Regions from separate parts of the Homo sapiens genome. Here region 2 is linked to region 1. Evidence: chromatin contacts called from ENCODE Hi-C or POLR2A ChIA-PET data. All regions are on one chromosome and are shown on one strand. The core of a region is the stretch at or near the end of the contact, and the rest is flanking DNA. Distances in the headings are between cores, read along the strand shown. Region 1 overlaps MBD3 (methyl-CpG binding domain protein 3). Region 2 overlaps REXO1 (RNA exonuclease 1 homolog).

Region 1 (4,665 bases), core at 319-2,818:
TCTCAAAAATAAAATAAAAATATTTTTAAAAAATGGAAATGGTCTAATGTTTGCACGTTACCTGCAGGTATTTTCTAGCTTGCTCATGAGGTGTGGATGCTTGTGACGTTCCTTGTGTGTGTTTTATTCATTTTTTTAAGTTTTTCACTTTCGAGACAGGGTTTCTGTATGTTGCCCAGGCTGGTCTCAGGCTCCTGGCCTCAAGTGATCCTCCCACCTTGGCCTCCAAAACTGTGGGGATTACAGGTGTGAGCCAACTCACCTGGCCAGTTGTTGTATTTATTTATTTTTTTTCCCCCCAAATATTTTCAGTCTGCCGCTGGTTGGGTGTGTGGTTATGGAACCCACAGATACAGGGGGTTGACTGCCCATATGTGACTGTGTAACCTACTTCTTAAAAACCTGAGAACCGTGTGTATTTTCTTTTTGTTTTTTCTTTTTTTTTTTTTTTTTTTTGTGACAGAGTCTCGCTCTGTCACCCAGGCTGGAGTGCAGTGGCAGGATCTTAACTCACTACAACCTCTGCCTCCTGGTTTCAACTGGGTTCAAGTGATCCTTCCACCTCAGCCTCACAAGTAGCTGGGATTTCAGGTACCCGTCACAATGCACGGCTAATTTTTTTTTTTTTTTTTCTTTTTTGAGATGGAGTTTTGCTCTTGTTGTCCAGGCTGTAGTGCAATGGTGCGGTCTCAGCTCACTGCAACCTCCACTTCCTGGGTTCAAGTGATTCTCCTGCCTCAGCCTCCCAAGTAGCTGGGATTACAGGCGCCCGTCACCACACCGGACTTTTTTTTGTATTTTTAGTAGATAAGGGGTTTCACCATGTTGACCAGGCTGGTCTCAAACTCCTGACCTCAGGTGATCCACCCACTTCGGCCTCCTAAAGTGCTGGGATTACAGGCGTGAGCCACCCCATGTGTATTTTTTATTCTTATTTACAAACGTCCACTGGATCCCTGGCTGTGGAAAGCCTGGGCAGGGTCTGGAGACCCAAGGCAGTGGGAGGGGAGATGCCCCATTGGGACCCACATGGGGCAAGGAGGCCAGGTGGGCCTCCCTGGAGCCCAGCAAGGACCTGGAGTGGGGAGAGGGCAGGGCCACTCTTGAGGTTCACATATGTGTCTGGGGCAGCTCTTCTGGGAGAAGAAGCTGAGCGGCCTGAACGCCTTCGACATTGCTGAGGAGCTGGTCAAGACCATGGACCTCCCCAAGGGCCTGCAGGGTGAGCGGGCACCCTGAGGGGAGGCGGAAGGGGATGTGCCGGGTGGGGTGGAGGTGCTGCAGGTGCCCTCATCTCCTGGCAGGGTGGATGGCTGTTCCTGCTTTGGGTGCTTAGGGCAAATCTGCCAGCGACTGGGGCAGGAGGAGGGGACCCAGTGGGGTTGGGGATGGGTAAGGGCGCTTGGGCTGGGCCCTTCATTCTTGACCTTGGAGACCCTGCGGGTGGGGCTTTGTGGCTTCCAGGTGTGGCGCAGGCCTGGGGCTGTTTTCACCTGCAGGACGTGCAGTTTTGCCATGGAGATCCTAAATAAACAAACAAGGACAGCTGACTTTGCTTCTGTACTCTCCCAGCACGTCCACACCACAGAACAAAGAATGCAGCTCTTGCATGGTTTTGGTGGTTGTTTTTTGAGACAGGGTCGGCTGGGTACAGTGGCTCACACCTATAATCCCAGCACTTGGCGGGGCTGGGGCAGGAGTTTCACTTGATCTCAGAAGTTTAAGACCAGCTTGGACAACATAGTGAGACCCCATCTCTACAGAAAATACAGAGCAAGGCCAGGTGCAGTGGCTCACGCCTGTAATCCCAACACTCTGGGAGGCCAAGGCGGGCGGATCATGAGGTCAGGAGATCGAGATCATCCTGGCTAACATGGTGAAACCCTGTCTCTACTAAAAATACAAAAAATTAGCCGGGTGTAGTGGCGGCCGCCTGTAGTCTCAGCTACTTGGGAGGCTGAGGCAGGAGAATAGCGTGAACCTGGCAGGCGGAGCTTACAGTGAGCCGAGATCGCACCACTGCACTCTCCTGGGCAACAGAGGGAGACTCCGTCTCAAAAAAAAAAAAAAAAGATACAGAGCAAGACCCCATCTCAAAAACAAAAGGCAGCCTCTCCGTGGCCCATGCTGAAGTACAGTGGCGCCGTTACTACTCACAGCAGCCTCTACCTCCCGGGCTCAAGTGGTTCTCTCAGCACAGCCTCCTGAGTAGCTGGGACCACAGGTATGCAGCGTGACACCTGGCTAATTTTTGAATTATTTTGTAGAGACAGGAGTCTCACTGTGTTGTCCAGGCTGGTCTCAAACTCCTAAGCTCAATCAGTCCTCCCACCTCGCCCTCCCAAGATGCTGGGATTACAGGCGGGAGTCGCCACGCCTGGCCTAACTTGCTTTTTTTTCTGTTATGAATGTAGTAACACAAGCGGGAGAGGGAATTTAGAAATGGAACCCAAGTTGGGGTTCCTTCCAAGAAGGTGGCAGCTCCCATTCTTGGGGCATTTCCGTGGCCTGTCTGGGCCACAGCTGCCCCGTGGTGACCTCTCCACTTGCGGCTGTTTGTCCACTGCCTGGCAGGGGTGGGACCTGGCTGCACGGATGAGACGCTGCTGTCGGCCATCGCCAGCGCCCTGCACACTAGCACCATGCCCATCACGGGACAGCTCTCGGCCGCCGTGGAGAAGAACCCCGGCGTATGGCTCAACACCACGCAGCCCCTGTGCAAAGCCTTCATGGTGACCGACGAGGACATCAGGTAGCCCCTTGGCCTGGTCCCCTGCTGCTCCACCCTGTCTCTTGTGGCCGTGGGGACCCTGAGTGTCCCCGTGTGCCTGCGTGCTTCCCGTCTCCCCACGATGCTGCTGGGGTTTTGAAACAGAAACAGCCAGGGCAAGGGGACCCATCGTCGGAGCAGTATGAACCGTTTCACCCGCGTCCTGGGTTCAGGGCGAGCCAGGCACCCCTTGGAGGAATGTTCTTGAAAAGAGTGTGGTCCTTTGAGTCCGTGAGGACTGGCTATGCTGGGTGCTGGGCTCCATGTTGGGCCCTGGAGACGGAGGGACAGGGCAGGCCAGGAGTCTCTGCCTTCAGGGAGATGGCTCTGGGTGCCTGCTGAGGGGCAGTTCTGATGTGCAGAGCCTCGGAACGAACAGCAGGGAACACGGCCGCTCAGAAACAGGCAACAGTCAGGTGAGGCTGAGCAGCCCAGGGGTGAGCGGCCCTCCTGCGGGGCCTCAGGGCCGAACCCACTTCCAGTGTGCAGAGTGGACGCAAGGCCGCCTGGTGACGGAGGCGCCTGCAGGAAACTCTGGAAGTGCTGGAGCGAAGACGGGACCTTTCACGTTCAGTGCAGCACACGGCTTAGGTCAGAGGAAGGAAAGGAAACTTGACGGTTCCAGAAAGAAGGAGCCAAGACCCGGAACGGCCAGGGAGGCGCTGGGCATGCGGGTTTCCTGTGGCAGCAGCCGGGGTTAAAGGCCCCTGGGCACAAGAAGAGACCCTGTGCCCCCACACAGGGTGAACAGATGGACCTGAGACGCCACCCCCACAAGCACACAAACTGTGGGCGCCAAGGGTTCCATCCGGAGCGGCTGGCGGCATCCTCCTCCGGCCGTGGTACCTCTGGGCCCCCTCTTTTGGGTTTGAGGTCCATTTACACTCTCTGCGCGCTCAGAGAACTTCCCGAAATGAAGATGGTGAAATAGGAAGAATTGTCAACAAAAGAAAAGAACAAGACTGTGAAAAATAGCAGACAGATCATTAAAAGCCCTGCAGAACTTGCAGAAATAAGGCCGGGCACAGTGGCTGACGCCTGTAATCCCAGCACTTTGGGAGGCCGAGGCGGGAGGATCACCTGAGGTCAGGAGTTGAAGACCAGCCTGGCCAACATGGTGAAACCCCGTCTCCACTAAAAATAAAATAATTAGCTGGGTGTTTTGGCACATGCCTGTAGTCCCAGGTACTCGGGAGGCTGAGGCAGGAGAATCACTGGAGCCTGGGAGGCGGAGTTGAGATCCTGCCACTGCAATTCAACCTGGGTGACAGAGTTAAAAAAATAAAATAAGAACTTATAGAAATAGAAAAGGGCATTGAAATGAGGAACTCGGTGGTGGGTTCCGCAGGAGGTAGGGTCCTGTCTGGAAAGATGACGAGCAGGTGGTGGCTGCAGTCGAGTAGGTGAGCCAGGGTGTTCCGGGTGGTGGGGACAGAGTGAGAGGGAGCAGCTCAGGTCTGCAGGAGCCGCTGGAGAGAGACCCCGGAGGCAGGGGGCGGCTGAGCCTCGGCCACAACTGGGGAGAAACAAAGTCAGCTTTGCCTGGGACTGAAAGCAGAACAGAGACGGGCTCTTTGGGCAGCCGGAGAGGGAGGTGGGCAGAAGCACGTGCTGCGGCCCCGGAGGCGGCAGGCAGAGGAGCGGCCACCCTGGAGTGCCTGGCATCAGCTTGTAGGCCCCGAGGAGGAGGCCCCCCATCCCTGGTGGTGGGTTGAGACGAGGGTGTGGATTCTTTTTCTCAGGCCGCCCGAGCCATGGTAAAGGAGTACACGCTGGTGCATAGTGGGCAGCGGAAAGGTGACCCCCGGCCTGCGAGGGTGGGGGCTGCTGCGGGCTGATGGTAGCTGATTTTGGTGAGGCTTGCTTTTTTTTTTTTTTTTTTTTTTTTTTTTGGC
Region 2 (4,836 bases), core at 2,020-4,519, 260 kb before region 1:
CCTCCTCTGCCGTTTTTGCTGCCAGCCTCTGTGGGCTGGGCACAGAAGGGAACTTGAAACCTTCCAAGGATGGGCCTGAAGCAGGCCTGGCTCTCCGGTGTCGGTGACAGCCTCCCATACCCCTGCTAGGCAGGTGAGCCCTGGGATCCTACTGATCTGTTAGGGCTTGCCAGCTCTCCTCGGAAACTCTGAGGCCCCGAGTCAGGCGAGAAGGGAGAAGGAGGCCAAGAATGGCGCCTCGCTGCAGAGGATGGCTTGCCTTCATTTCCTCTGGCCTCTCAGGAGGGTCAGGAGCTCCCGCTGGCTGCGTCCTGTGCTGCCTCCTCCTGGTGGATGGGAGACAGCCGGCTTTCCGTGGGGCAGTGAAGGCACCGTCTGACCACCTGTGTCACCTTCAGAGACGTGACAGTGTGTGCTCTCCTCGGTCCGACTTTTCATCCTCAGTGAGCCGCGTCCAGGAAGGAATGGACTCTAGGGGAGAACCCCCGCAGCCAGCAGTATTGTCTTTTGGTTCCCCAGGCCTGACCAGGGCGTATGAGGACCCGGGGGTGATTTTACCAGCGGGTGGCAGGTGGGCAATCGGGCCACCGGGGCCGCCTGCCTGCCTGGCCTGGAGTGGCAGCTATGGAGCTTGCTGGAGGGACGGTTGGTGCTAGGGACACTGGGGGCCAGATTGTCGTCTGGTGGGCTGTCCTTTGCGTTGTAGGATGTTGAGCAGCGTCCCTGGGCTTCCCTGACCCCAGTGGTGACAACCAGCGGTGGTGCTGAGGCCGTTTCTTTTTCAGCCCTCGCCGGCGAGCCTGCGAGTCCAGCTGCGGCTCTGGGCCCTGGGGAGCTGGGACCCTCCGGGCGGGGGGTTGAAGCTTTGCCCAGCTGTGGCTCTGGGCCCTGGGGAGCTGGGACCCTCCGGGCGGGGGGTTGAAGCTTTGCCCAGCTGCGGCTCTGGGCCCGGGGAGCTGGGACCCTCCGGGCTGGGGGTTGAAGCTTCGCCCAGCTGCGGCTCTGGGCCCGGGGAGCTGGGACCCTCCGGGCGGGGGGTTGAAGCTTTGCCCTGGCCTCGAGGAGGAGGAGCCCTCCCCCACACTCCTACCACAGAGTGGGTGGCTCTGCTGCCCCGTGACTCTTGATGTTCCTGTGTGGAGGGGGTTAGAGGAAAGGGGCCTGGGGTTTCCAGAGCAGCCGCCTTCTTGCAGATGCTGGCAGGATTGTGCTGGCAGCTCTCCCCCAGGTGGATGGCGATGGGAAAAGCGCTGGGTTCCCAGGGCCTGGGGGCCTGTCCGTGTTGCCACGGGTCTCTGGGTGCTTTACTTTTGAAGGTACTATTTTCTGGCCTGGGGAAATGTTTGTTTTAGAAACATCAGAGAATACGGAAGAGCCAGAGGAGAAGTGTGGCTTCCTTTGCCGAGTCCGGCACCAGGCCGCTTGCCGGGCCTCCTCCAGACTCCACACCAGAGGTCCCGGGCTTGCTGTGCTTGAGCCATGGCTGGGACCCTGCCTCACAGATGAGGTTGGATTCTGTTTTTTTGGGGGGGCTTTTCCCAAGGTTCTGAGGTCCTCACCTGACTTCCGGAGCGCCTGGGCAGCTTTGAAAACCTGGCTGCTGGGCCCGGAGCTGCCTCCAGGCGTGGGCCGTGCCAGTCGAGGCTGGTTTTGGTATTCATATTTTAGGATTCTTTGCTTAGGTCTTCAGTAGAGCAGTGACTGATCCCGACAGGGCGGTTCTGCACCTTGGGAATGTTAGGAGATGTCTGGAGATGTTTTGGTTGCCAGTTTGGGGGTGCAGGCACAGAGAGGGCAGAGGCCAGGGGCACTGCTCAGCACCCTTCAGTGCTGGGGACAACCCCACAGACAGAGATCTAGCTTGGGGCAGTAGTCCTGAGGATGAGGATGCCGGTCTGGCGGCCCCGCCTGCTGTTTTTGTGTTTTCTTTGCTGCTGCTGCTTTTTTTTTTTTTTTTTGCAACGGAATCTGGCTCTGTCGTCTAGGCTGTTGGAGTGCAGTGGCTCCATCTTAGCTTCCTGTAACCTCCGCCTCCTGGATTCAAGTGATTCTTCTGCCTCAGTGTCCCAGGTAGCTGGGATTACAGGCACCTGCTACCACGCCTGGCTAATTTTTGTATTTTTAGTAGAGATGGGGTTTCACCATGTTGGCCAGGCTGGTCTCGAACTCCTGGCCTCAAGTGATCCACCCGCCTCAGCCTCCCAAAGTGCTGGGATTACAAGCGTGAGCCACTGTGCTGGGCCTGTTTTTGTGTTTTCGAGAGGGATGGCTGAGCTGGCGCTCTGCCTGTAGGGAGAGGCAGAGACCCTGAGAAGCACCGTCCCTGCCCCCAGAGCCTGAGATGGGAGAGGCAGAGCAGCTCGCTGGGGCTGGGGTCAGCGGGGACAAGCGTGCCTGCTGGGAGGGGTTCCGGGGACTCTTGCAGTGCCTGAGCCGCTCCCCAGAGCGCTCCCCCCAGAGCCCTGTGCAGCTTTACCGTCTCCTCCAGGGACTGCAGACTGGAGGTTCAGGTGCCAGTGGCCGGCCTCTGTCCCTCTGGAGACCGTACCCCGGAATGAAGGCGTCTTGCTTGGCTTTCTGTGGGGCAGAGCTCGCTAGGAAGGCCCCGGCCTCCTCCTGCTGGGCGTTACCCCCTTGAGCCTGTTGCCTCCTGAACCTCCCTCGGCCTCTGCGAGCTCTTCTGCACGATGGGGTCGTGGCATCTGAGTGTGACGGGAAGCGTCGTGCGGGCTGTGCTGTAGCAGGCCTCACTTTGACGAGAAAACTCTGTCCTCCTCCGCCCTCCTCCCCACCCTCAGAATCCCTTCTGCAAAGCAATCCCTAGAGAGGAGCAGGCAGGTTTCCGGGGAGCGCTGGGTGCGCCCGGCCGTGGCTTGTTCCTTACGCTGTCCGCGCAGTGGGTAGATTCTGTTGGTATGATCTGCTGCAGAACAAAAAGCAAAAACCTGAAAAGAAAATAAACAGGGTAGAAGGGAGACTGTCAGGGCAATCCTGGGGGTCCCTGAGCCTCACGGGGACCTCTCGAGTTGCCATTCCTCTTCCTCCTCTAACAGCCAAGTCCTCTGGGACCCTTGGAGGAGCCGCATGTGCACTGGCTGTTTCGGGGCGATCCCTCCCTTAGGCTCCGAGAGGTTTTTGGGAACGGCTGCGAGGACGGAGCGCCTCCCGTCCCATGACAGGCTGCGTGCCTGGAGCCCGGGGTTCTGGGACCTGCCCCTGCTTCCGGCCTCAGGAAAGGAGTGGTTGGGGGAGGACTCGGGACGAGCTGTGGGCTGAGCCTGGACACACACACCACAGGACTTCAGTGTTCTCTGTAAAGCCAGGAGCTGGTCCTGGTGCCCTCCAAGGCCCTGTCTGGGTCCATCTAGACTCAGTGTCTGTGGCGCCAGGCTGAGGGGACTCGGGAAGCAGAAGCGGAGGGGGTGATGTGGGGTGGGCCCGGGTCCAGGAGACAGGGCAGCTGTCACTTGGAGTTGCAGGGAGTGGAGGGGTGACGTGGGGCGGGCCCGGGTGTCACTCAGAGTTGCAGGGGGGTGGGGCGAGTGTTTCCAAACACAGGATTACTGGGCTGGGTTTTGGAGGATGAATAGGAGTTTGCCTGTGGCTGGAAGTGGGATTAGGGCTGTGGGCTCTGGGGATGGAGACAGCTCGAGGAAAGCCTGGGATGTTCTCCTGCTCTGGGCTTGGGGCTGCTTGGGAGCTTGCCGCCGATGGGGCTCACTGTTGATATGCTGTCTCATCTGTCCCCAGCCTGGGAGCGCTCCTGCGGTTGGGCAGTCTGCGATTCTCAGCTTTCTGGAGTCTCTTCCTGTTCCCACAGAGACTCATGTCTGGAGAGTCGGTGTGCTGCAGGTGTGGAGGGGCCCGTGCCTCTGGGTCAGTGTTTCCTTCCCCTTCCCACTTTCCTTCCTTCCTCAGATCTCTGCAGACACCTGCCCTGGGCCAGCTCCGTCGACGCTGGGGTGCTCAGAAGAGCCTGGCAGGGGGCAGGGCCAGGAAGGTGGCAGAGAGCGTGTGCTTGGGGGTGTGGGCCTGGCGTGCACTCCAGGCGTATCCCCGCCCTGTGGCTTCCCAGCCTGTCCATTTGTCCTGGCGACAGGTCCATCCCCACCCTGTTAACGGTCACGGGTCACAGTCCATTTTTCTGAGACCCCTCCCTCCTCCTCTCACAGTGGCTCAGAGGCCCTCAGAGACCAAAAGGGAGCCAGCACTGCCTCAGGAGCAGGCCCTAGGGAGACAGGATCTGGAAGCCATGGAAGTGGGCCTGCGCAGTCCTGAGTTGGCCACCGCCCCGTGCACCACGGCCGAGGAGGTGGAGTGAGGTGAGGGCTCCACCATGCCTTCCACCTCTGTATCCCAGGCACTATGCCAGGCACTGCTGCTTCTGCAGGGAGGACTTCGGAGGGCTGCCTGGAGGAAGTGGACTTTGGGGAAGTGGATGAGACAGAGAGGGAGGGCCCTGCCCTTTGTGCCCTGCAGGCTGCGTGCCCTCTCTGAGGTCCTGGGCAGGTATTCAGAGAACATGTGCTGGAGGAATGAATGATGGGGCCGGGGTCGGCCCACATTGCCAGCCAGCACCCCGTCCCCCCAGCATCTGCACACAGGTCACCAAGTAACAAAAACAGCTTGTGCTTGCAGTCACCCTGGTGTGTGGGTTCCTCCTTAGGCGCCACGGCACCCATCCTAGGAACAGCCTGTGAACCCCTGGCTGAGGGGCAGCGCCCCGTGGAGGTGCCCACTCCAGCTTCTCTGTGAGCCCCTGGAAGAGGCTGCAGGGCTCCTGGATGCTTTTAGTCCTCTGTGCCTGACGGGGAGCACAGGAGTCCCAGAAACACC

What was found. Hi-C counts contacts between places; a loop is a spot of excess contacts on that map. ChIA-PET counts read pairs that join two places held with the same protein, here RNA polymerase II (POLR2A). Pooled maps may share reads with other maps.
Region 2: POLR2A ChIA-PET joins it to region 1 with 11 read pairs in Panc1. The contact joins two enhancer-like sites. A Hi-C loop is called at or near these places in 3 of 168 maps with a recorded cell type or tissue (CD4-positive, alpha-beta T cell, naive thymus-derived CD4-positive, alpha-beta T cell and posterior cingulate gyrus), 13 of 37 single-sample maps with no recorded cell type and 13 of 50 pooled maps. POLR2A ChIA-PET finds 5 or more read pairs at or near these places in 9 of 52 experiments (A673, BJ, HEK293 and 4 more).

What each region holds. Positions count from the first base shown.
Region 1 is chr19:1,579,179-1,583,843 of GRCh38, reverse strand. It overlaps MBD3 (methyl-CpG binding domain protein 3), which reads left to right. Exons shown (of 7, transcript NM_001281453.2): 4 at 1,132-1,222; 5 at 2,575-2,752. Among named protein-coding and RNA genes, the nearest start is that of MBD3, 11 kb to the left of the region's middle. Within about 2 kb of position 1,568, at least 3 of the 41 ENCODE cell types and tissues checked have a DNase peak (open chromatin) inside an H3K27ac peak, as active enhancers do.
Region 2 is chr19:1,839,336-1,844,171 of GRCh38, reverse strand. All of the region lies in intron 1 of REXO1 (RNA exonuclease 1 homolog), which reads left to right. Among named protein-coding and RNA genes, the nearest start is that of REXO1, 6.7 kb to the left of the region's middle. Within about 2 kb of position 3,269, at least 10 of the 41 ENCODE cell types and tissues checked have a DNase peak (open chromatin) inside an H3K27ac peak, as active enhancers do.